4 separate regions of the Homo sapiens genome follow, and all the other regions are linked to region 1. The links are chromatin loops, found by intact Hi-C in ENCODE. Cell type or tissue: GM12878. All regions are shown on one strand.

Evidence for each region. Hi-C counts contacts between places; a loop is a spot of excess contacts. Peaks named below come from ENCODE experiments on the same cell type or tissue, not always from the same donor. Only the 100,000 strongest peaks of a DNase experiment are listed, where the experiment ranks them.
Region 2: a loop joins it to region 1, with 7 times the contacts of the local background. A loop is called at or near these places in 9 of 110 quality-filtered maps.
Region 3: it touches region 1 in a loop (6-fold over the local background); 2 of 110 quality-filtered maps call a loop at or near these places.
Region 4: a loop joins it to region 1, with 12 times the contacts of the local background. A loop is called at or near these places in 8 of 110 quality-filtered maps.

The regions. Positions count from the first base shown.
Region 1 is chr13:35,163,125-35,165,624 of GRCh38, forward strand. NBEA (neurobeachin) reads left to right here. Exons shown (of 59, transcript NM_001385012.1): 24 at 1,232-1,385. Among named protein-coding and RNA genes, the nearest start is that of NBEA, 220 kb to the left of the region's middle. In GM12878, a CTCF peak has its summit at 1,383 (motif pointing left); a DNase peak (open chromatin) is centred at 1,397; H3K27ac peaks cover 593 bases.
Region 2 is chr13:33,553,873-33,556,372 of GRCh38, forward strand. LOC102723406 (a long non-coding RNA gene) reads left to right here and starts at 861. Exons shown (of 6, transcript XR_007063750.1): 1 at 861-945. It also overlaps a transcript of STARD13 not described here. In GM12878, no CTCF peak of the experiment used is centred here; a DNase peak (open chromatin) is centred at 1,247; H3K27ac peaks cover 879 bases.
Region 3 is chr13:35,788,338-35,790,837 of GRCh38, forward strand. The region is part of intron 16 of DCLK1 (doublecortin like kinase 1); the gene reads right to left. Among named protein-coding and RNA genes, the nearest start is that of LINC00445, 92 kb to the left of the region's middle. RefSeq lists an enhancer at 1,388-1,889. In GM12878, a CTCF peak has its summit at 1,182 (motif pointing left); a DNase peak (open chromatin) is centred at 1,182.
Region 4 is chr13:33,727,959-33,730,458 of GRCh38, forward strand. No RefSeq gene overlaps it. Among named protein-coding and RNA genes, the nearest start is that of RFC3, 89 kb to the right of the region's middle. In GM12878, no CTCF peak of the experiment used is centred here; DNase peaks (open chromatin) are centred at 943 and 2,391; H3K4me3 peaks cover 522 bases; H3K27ac peaks cover 2,500 bases.

The sequences.
Region 1 (2,500 bases):
CCTACTCTGTGTTTTTGTTTTCTTTAATGGGCTCTCATGAAATTACCCAGGTAGAATTTAATGTAATTTAAATTTTTTAAAGGTAACACTTTATTTTTAGGACAGAGAGAAACATCTTGAAATTTAAGATACACAGTGATAGATAATAATTCACAACTCTAAAAGGGTGAGAATTATTGACTCAATTTTGACCATGAAGTAATTTCTTTTTTTTAATCTTATTTTTTTCCCATTAAAAAACAGTTCAGGCTAGGTGTGGTGGCTCACACCTATAATCCCAGCACTTTGGGAGGCCAAGGCGGGAGGATAGCTGGAGCTCAGGAGTTCGAGACCAGGGCAAGACCCTGTTTTTACAAACATTAACTAGGCGTGGTGGTGTCCACCTGTAGTCCCAGCTACTCGGGAATCTCCTGGGCCCAGGGAGGTTGAGGATGCACTAAGCCATGATCCCACCACTACACTCTAGCCTGGGTGACAGCAGAGATCCTTTCTCAAAAAAAAAAAAAAAATTATATTCTTGACTGACACCAAACGAAAGCAGGGTATTTTTTTGACATCTACATTGTATGTTTTGTATGAGAACACTGTACTACCAACTTACTTTGAGATTTTTTCCTTTTCTTATTAAATAAGTTCTTGAATTTGTACTGATTTATTTATACTCCCCTATCATGTCACTTCTTTAGCAGTATACATTTCAATGTGACTAGTCAAAGGTGGGGCTGAAGTCATTGGGGATGTGACAAATTGAAACTGCCTACAAAATAGAACTTTCAGTTAAATTTTTAGGTTTTCGGTTTCAAATTTTATTTATGGTTATGAAAATTTTGAATTGGTTATATTTTGAGTTTCCATATTATTTTTAACATTAGACATACTTTTTATATTTAAAAGGTTTTGCCTTTCAACAAAAAACAATCAGATTTGGCAAAATAAATATTTTTAGCCAAATTTGTTGAGTCAGTCATATGTCTTAGAATCTAGTACTGTATTTTTCAAGCAAAGTAATAATATAATGAGTTAATATACTTGGATACAACAAAATCCTGTGGAGATGAATGCTTAGTTTTTGGTAATATGATATCTCAATTATAAATTGCTTTATTTTATAATTTAATTTTAAATATAGCTAGCTCCTACAGTTCTATAATTTTTCACTTGTTATTCTAATTGTCTAAGCTTTTCATTTAAGTAAGCCAAAACATACTCATTTCTGTTTTCTGTATTTTAGCCATTCTACAAAGTCTGTAATGGATTTTGTCAATAGCAATGAAAATATTATTTTTGTACATAACACAATTCACCTCATTTCCCAAATGGTAGACAACATCATCATTGCTTGTGGAGGAATTTTACCTTTGCTCTCTGCTGCTACATCACCAACTGTAAGTACTTTGCCTCCATCTAGTGGTTATATTTTATAAATACATGACTTTAGCATTTCAGTGGTGGTCTAGGCTATAAACACATTTTAACCAGACCTGTACTTTTTAGGCAAATTTTTAACCATTTAAATTTCTATTTCCACCACTTTTGTTTATCAGTGTTGGGTTCCAGCTGTGTGTGCTTATGAAAATGTTTCTCTGGTAATTCTGATGAATACTTCATCAGAAGAGTATTGCATTCTTCATCAAAGATATTGTATATCTCTTCAAATCTGTAGTATAAATAAACTCTTAAAATCCTTGTTATTTAACATTTTCATTTATTTACTGATTCAACATTTATTTTACAAAATCTAGCCTTGTCTTGATTTGTTTCTATATAAAACATTGAAATGTGTTAATATAATACATTTTAAAGGCATTTAATGTTAATTGTGTATGTCATTTAAAATAAAATAGGTCAATGTTAACTTTGTATTTTAGTTGTCATTAAAAACAAATTCTTTGATTCAGACCAAGGCAGACTCCATAGCTACTTGCTCAGATGGGAAAGAATATAGAATTTTGCTTCCCATATTACCCACGTTCTTGTTGCCGTATTAGAAACTCATCCTTAAGCTCAGAAAGCATACCTTTGCCAGAGGGAAATATTTCATTTTACTAAGATGTGCTTTAGTTGGTGAGACACTGTTTCCAAGTTGATCTCTAAGTGTATTTCATCATTAACAAGCTTTTTCTACATGACTCTTTTTCTTACTGTTCTTTTGTTAATGCCACCACCATCACCAGAGCAGCCTTGAAACTTCAACATTAGCAGCCATAGGCTATATCCTCACACACTTTCCCCAGGCCTTACTCTTCTGTTTTATTCATGAATTTGCTCAAGAAGTCCACAAAGGGAAGCATTCCAGTTCAGAAGGAGGAATGCAACAGAGCAAGTCACCAGTAGGGCCTTAATCAAATTAGCAGCTGAACCAAGGAAATGGAGCTAAGAAGAACAGTATAAATTGTTGATGGTGTGTGAAGAGTGCAAGTATACATACACCACTCCTTTTCTTTAATCTCTCTTTTCCTCTGGTGATTTATACCAAATTCTGGTAAATTGAGAGTTGTGT
Region 2 (2,500 bases), 1.6 Mb before region 1:
TGGCTGCAAGCATTATTTTAATTAAAAATTTCCCAATAATTATATCAAAATTTTAGAATTTATAGTTTAGTTTTCAGGATTCACAGCAAATTTTTTAAAAGATTTCTATTTTTAACATATTCATTATATTATTATTAGAGTTTGGTGAATATGCTAAATGCCTCTCCCTTCCATGAGTTTATGAATTTCAATTATATCTTCTCTTCACCATTGGGTATCTGGCCTAATCAATATTAATAGATATTTAACCACATTTTAAAGCTATAATAATTAAAATAGTATAATACTTATATAGGGAGGAACATTAAATACTCAGGAGATGTAATTTTTTTAGCCTCTTAATTTGGCAGTGTATCTCAAAATGTGGTATGTATCAAAATAATCTGGCCCCAATTTCATAACTTCTAAGTGGGATGCAGCTCTGCCATGTATTTGTTGAAGGCAGTGATGGTGGCAGTGATTCTAAAAGAGAAATTCTCAATTTTGTAGCTGATTCGCATAGAGGGCTTGTGACTCCATCACCTACTGTCTGTGTGACCCTGTGCAAGTTACCTAACCTTCCATGCCTCAGACTCTTCCTCTCTAGAAGAACTGAGCATAATAATAGTGCCTTCTTCATCGGATTATTATGATAGTTACATGAATTAAGACATGGAATGTGCCAGGTACTATGTATAGTAAGTATCAAATATCTGCTATTATTATGCTAAGGCCTGTTATTACAAAGTAAAGTTACCTAATATTTATTATTTTTTACGTGTTATAAATTGTTAGGCACACTGAAGATATAAATGCATGATCTCATTTATTTTTCATATCCACTCAATATGCTGAATGTTGTCTTACCCATTTCAGAGGTTGGAAAAGTGAGGTCCAGAGAGGCTTAGCTGGCTGAGTGTGACTGAGAAGAAAAGGCTTGGGGCTGCAAACTCCACAGAGATAAAGGTGAAGTAATTTTCCAGTAAATGTTGGGGTTGGGATCAAAATTATGTGTAATTTATTTCAAAAGCCCTCCTAGTGTTTGGCACATTTTAAGCATGCAAACTTTGAAAGCATACCTTGGTTTTCCTGGGTTCATCTGAGGGCATTTTCGTTTAGTAGGTCTGGATGTAGGGCCCAGGAATCTGCATTTAACAACAAACACTCCCAGGTGGTTCTGAGGCTGGTAGTCTAAGGATCACAGTGTCAGAAACTCCGCACTAGGTCATGTTCTGAGATAACTAAGAAAGGATGTAGGAAGTAATCATAAAGGGTTTCAAAATGTGTTTAAGGTCATATGTAACTAGTTAGTATCTGAACTGAAACTAGGTGTTAGGTGCCCTCTCAATCCATTCCTCTTTTTCACATCAGAGACCTTAAGCCTGGATTTTTCTCTTAGCCTAGCATCAAATCAGCTAAGCCCATGTCTGCTATTTCTCTAACCTCTTGCTGGGCTTCAGCAAAGCTTCTGCAGGGGAGAGGGCTTGTTTATTTTTAGTCAGAGGCCAGACCAGCAGAGGAGCTAAAATGCTCCAACTGTCTGCATTAACTTTTCATGAAGTTTTTGGGAAAGAAGAGAATGGCCTTATTAGGTGTAAACCTTTTTTATCCTGAAATTATTTTGTAATTGGGAGGTTTGTTTTTATTATAAATTTCAATACCCTGGGTACATTCTTGTAAGTTCTAATGCTATTCTCTAAGCTGCTGATCATCCCAAACAGCTGTTCGTTCCTCTGTAGTCCAACCTAACCTCAGTTAGATTTTTGAGAGAATGGATGGTGATCTAATGGAAAGAGTAAACAACTTGGAGTTAGGAAATACTGGTTAAGCATTGTCCTGCTAGACACTAGTTAAGTGAACCTAGAAAAGTCCCTGATCCTCTGCAAACTTCAATTATTTCACTTAAAAAATTGAGATAATAAGGTCTTAGTATCTAACATCAGAATTATGAGAATCACATGAAATAAGTTAGGTAAATGGACTTTGCCCACTCTTCTATGATGTTCAATCTCTTGTTAGTATTAGACCCATTTTATAGTCTGACCCATTTTTATTGTCTGATGTGGTATTCCTGAGGCCCCAGGTTTGGAGATAATAATATTTCTTCTTCAGAAAAATAAATGACAGAGCCATGGCTGTGGAGCTTTCATAGACACAGGGCTCTTTAGCTAGTGAAGCAAGAACTGGCAAAGTAGGAACACACAAAAGTTAATGCTGTCATGTTTACTGTTAAAACTGGCATTTTGCACAATGTAATGGACTTTTAATACGTTAGATTTCTTATGGAAAAATTCATAAGGTAAGGTAAAATAAAATCAAGATGATGTTTAATTGTTCTTTTTTATAATAGGGTTCAGATATTCATGAAGAATGTTTTCAATGCTTATTCATTTCCTTCCCGCCTCCCTTTTCTTTTCCTTTCTCACTTTTTTAAAATTTCTTTTTAAAGAGACAGAGTCCTACTCTGTCACTCAGGCTGGAGTGCAGTGGCGTGATTCTAGGTCACTGCAGCCTCCAATTC
Region 3 (2,500 bases), 630 kb after region 1:
TAAGACTCCAGACCAAGCTGTTCTTCATTGATTCTATATGTATATATAGTTACGATGCCTCTTCTGCAGGGTAACTAGCTAATATCCTAAGTCTGCATACTGACAACAAAAAGGCAGGAAGTGACACCTCATGACTATTTTGGAGGCCAATTTGCTCAAATAGATCTAGTTCTTCAAACAAGTTTTTGAATGACCATTTTAATCATGTCCTCTCAATTTCAAAAGATATAAACACCTCTTCATATGCCATAGAATAGAAAATGCTTCACAATTCAATAAAGTACTGAAATGAGCATTAGCCACTTAAGAGAAAGCAGATTGGACCCCATAGAGTATTACCGCATAAGGCTTAAATTTGAGGGCTTCATAACTATGAAATGAAAGAGGAAAAGAATCAGGTTTTGAAACCTCATCAATTACAGCATTTAAATTTCTGAGTTAATCTTCAAAAGCAGAGCTACTCTTAAAGGTGAATCTTTTCTTTTCTTTTCCTTTTTATAAAAGGTATATGATCTAATTAAAGGTGAATCTTAATTACATTTCTAAACTAAGAAGATAGAGTATAAAACAGTCAATAAATTTTCTCTATGAAAATATGGAAAGTGAAATAAAACAAAAAATAGTTTTCTTTGTATAATAAAAATGCATATGAACAGTTAAGTGCTTTTGATTAACACAAAGTACAATAAATAGAAGACAGGAGAAGTTCTCAAAGTTGTTCATCCTGGAATAAGATGTTAGCTTTTGGGTACCTGGGGATAAAAGATTCAATCCCCCAAACCTGAAGGACACTAATCATGCTGTGTACCCGCTTCCCCATTCTGCCCACGAGAGGATGCGACTTGGACACCTTTCTTCAGAGGGGCTCATGTGTTCTTTCAAGTGCGTTACTGGTATGATGCTGATGACAGTTTCTGCTTCTAAATTCACAAAGGCATTTCAAAAACATGCCAGGGCACCAGGCATTTAAACTAAAAACTGCTTGGAGGATTTTGTGCTCTGATTATAAACTAGGCTATCCAAGTGTGCATAAAATGCAATGTGAAGTTTTAATCTTTTTAAAAATGTGTGTTTCATTTTATTGAGAAAAAAATCAAAGTATACTGGCTCTCAGGAAGATGAAGGTGTATGCTTGGCCACAAAGACAGCTACTTAGTAATTAGCTTTCTATTGCCATCTACAGGCAAAGTGTCATATAACAGGTCTCATTTTAGAACTAAGCTTCCCAGTGTCACAATTATATGCATGCTGATTAGTATGGATTTGTTCAATTAGACTGAAACGCTCTATTTGCATGAGCAAAATGCAAAAGAAGAACTTTAAAGCATTAGGAAAATTATTGGTTAAAATAATAAACAGTGTTAAATGAGGAAAAATAAATTGGAACTGACATCTTAGTCATCGGTTCTTCATCAAGCTGAGCAAATCTAATAATGCCTCTCTCTCTTCCCTCAGCTCTCAAAAAGTTCACCGTTAAAATGTCATCTCTAATTCATTTCATGTCTATAAATTGCATTTTAATAACCTTTTGTTTCCCTTTCTCTCTCTCTTTTTTTTTTCAAATCCCCCAACTACTGAGAAAGGCAGCAGAGGGACAATGGCGTCTCTCTGAGAGGCACAGAATGCTGCAATTCTAAGGAATGCAATGCCTTCCACCTAATCCCATGGCTTGACCTAATGTCAGAGCACCTTTCCTCCTTCAGGAGGGTGTGTGATCCCTGTGAACCTCCAGCTGGTAATTACTGTCCTAGCCAACTCGAGGCCCTCTTGCGACCTTAATATAAAGTTGTCATTTGTCCTTTCTTTGGTCCTAATAATGTACAGACTGTGAAGCAGAAGAAAAAAATGACAACATGAACAAAAAACACTACAATTCAGAACATGAGTACATGTTAAACTACTCTCATATCATAAATTACACCTGTGAGAGAGGCTGCCGGTTATGACAGTATGCTTTTTTCTTTTGTCATTCTAAGAAAGAAAGAGTGTCACAGATTCTCTGATGAGCATTGGTGATCTCCAGCAGGTAGTTAGGTTTCTAACTAAGGAATGAGAAGTACTAGTTAAAAATTAATTATTTAATTGTTGATTCCCCAACTGCCACCAAACCACAAACTAACACTATGTCCTAAATAATAATTTTTAAAACATTCTAAAGGGTGTATGTAATTCTAAAAAATTAGTCCCATGGTAAAGGCGGTTTAAAATACATTATTTTATAGCCTCTGGGGAGAGCGTATATACCTAGGAAAATTCTGTTTGAATGAAATTTATGCTGAAACCAGTTTTTGTAAATCTATCAAAGAGAAGTCATCACTGTATTATATCAATTCCTGAACTTTTAATGATGTGAGCAAATTAATCATTATATTAAATTATTAAATTATCAAATAGTCTTTATAGAATATACCATTTATAAAAAATTTTTCTTCTACCTCCCACTTATTTTGCTTCATAGCAGAATAATCTTTCTTGGCAGTCATACTTTGGAATATTATTT
Region 4 (2,500 bases), 1.4 Mb before region 1:
GGTGGGGCAGAAAAATATTAAAAACTACACAAATGGCCAGATGGATACAAATATGATAAGAGCCATGAAGGAAAACATTTAGTTGAAAGCACTGCAATACAAGTGAGTCCAATATATGTCAAGTACAACACAAAGCATCTTCTTTGCATGGGTTTTACTACTTTCTAGCACATTCTTGCAGTGTTCTTAGGTAGGCAGCAATGCTGTAAGACACAGTGAGGTGAAAATTAGGAGAAAGTAGTGACAGAATATTTTTCCTCTTAATGTAAATTGTGAAGGAAAAAAATTCCTCTACAAAAATTCCCGTAGTCTAAACTCCACATTTTCAAAAGTCCTTAGAGCCATGGCAAGTTTCCATGGAGCACAGATTGAACTCTCTCATGTAGAAGAATAACCTACTTGTTTTCAGGAGAAAGGCGGGAAAAGTGCCTGAAACCACACCCACTAATGACATCAACAATTTCCAGAAGGAAGGCTCGCCCATAAAAAGGGTGCCAGCTTGGCTGGACAGAGAAAGCATGATGGTGGCCCCACCCATGATGTCAGCCCTGGGCCCTGACCGTACAGAACCTTCACACTGGGTTTCTTAAGGACCAGTTGCCATCTTGTCTCCTCCCTCCCCACAGCCCAAACTCAAATGCTAACTTTGACCTTCCTTCCTGCCCCTGCTGTGTCAGTTGGCATGTCTCAGGACTGTAGCAAAAGAAAGCTGGATTTTTTCCAGGAATAGCTTCAGTCTTGCTCAGATGAAAGGCAGGATGCCAGGGCGAGGTGATTTTGTTATTAATCAACCTTGATTTGCAGAAGATGACACAGATGCCAGGTCTGTGCTTTAAGTATCCTTTCAGCAGTGCTGAAAGTCAAATATTATTCAGCTAGGTTCTAAGCAGGCAGTTTAAATCATGCTAAAGGCTGTGCCATTTCAGTGCTAGAAACAGGAACTGAAAACGAATAATGTGCTATTGGGAAACTGCGGTGAACTCTGTCATTTTGAACCCTGAGCACCTGTTTGTACTTGTAAAGCTGAGAGTTCATGTCGAGGGAACATGGAGCTATTGGAATATGGCAGGACTGAATCTGTCCAACTTGACTTCAAGGGCATTTAAGTGAAAATTTGCTTTAAACAGTCAATGCTGAGGAGAGAAGAGACTCTGGAAATCTATAATCTAATCCTTGGGGAGCATTTCTAGTTTAATAAGTGGTAGAACACATTGCCCATCTTAGACAATCACCCATAAAAAATGTCCTGACCAAAATCCTGCTAGGCTATGCAAGTACTCCTAGTACTGAATGTCGGCTCAGTGAGTGCACACTTTGACTTTATTAATGGTGAACCATTTATCTGGACCCATGATAAGAGTCAAGTCTACCCTTTCATAAATTGATTTTGTTTTGTTTTCTAATGAAAAGTTTTAAACAATCTATATAAATGGCATATTGTCTAAATTGTAAAGTGTCGAGATGACATTTCATTTGTTTTTTGTTCTATTGAGAAATGGAAAGGTTAAGGGCTTCGGTGTCAAATGGATCAAAATTCAGACTCCAGTTTAGATACTTATGAGCTGTGCAATTCTGAGCAGTTTGCCTAACCTCTTAAAACTTCAGTTTTCAGCCGGGAGCGGTGGCTCATGCCTGTAATCCTAGCACTTTGGGAGGCCGAGGCAGGTGGATCATGAGGTCAAGAGATTGAGACCATCCTGGCCAACATGGTGAAACCCCGTCTCTACTAAACATACAAAAATTAGCTGGGCGTGGTGGCAGGCGCCTGTAGTCCCAGCTACTTGGGAGGCTGAGGCAGGAGAATCACTTGAACCAGGGAGGCAGAGGTTGCAGTGGGCCGAGATTGTGCCACTGCACTCCAGCCTGGTGACAGAGTGAGACTCCGTCTCAAAAACAAAACAAAACAAAACAAAAACTTCAGTTTTCCTCATTTGTAAAATGGAATCATTATAACAATACCTTGCACGAGCTAAAAACTTTCCTGTCACATATGCTAGAGGCCTAGCCCAGAGTATCTAAGTGCTCCATAAATGGTGGAGAGCTGCCGAAGTAGTGGGAATGGAAGTAGCAAGAATGTTATGAACAGTATTTGTCTTTCTGAAAGAGACTGCTCTTGACAAAAAGAATCATATCATACACTTCAGTGGAATTTCTCAGCATTTCTAGCATGGGGTGCAGGCAACAATCAGTGCTAGCTGAAATGTACTGACATGAATGAGTTGGGCATCAGTACATTTTCCCAGCTAGGATAATGGAGCAGGGAGGCAAGGTCACCAACTATTTTCTAGAGAGAGACATGTTAACACACACAGAGTGCTTCACTAGAAACATAGAAATAAGAACTTCCTCTGTCACAAAGGGTGTGAGATACTTGAGGGTGAAGAGGGGAGCAGTGGGGGGTAGAAGGTGGGGAAGGAAATGATGCAGAACCATTACAACATGGGCCAAATAACAAGTGAGAGGGAACGAAAAGAAGGGAACTCATGCTTGCTGAGCATGA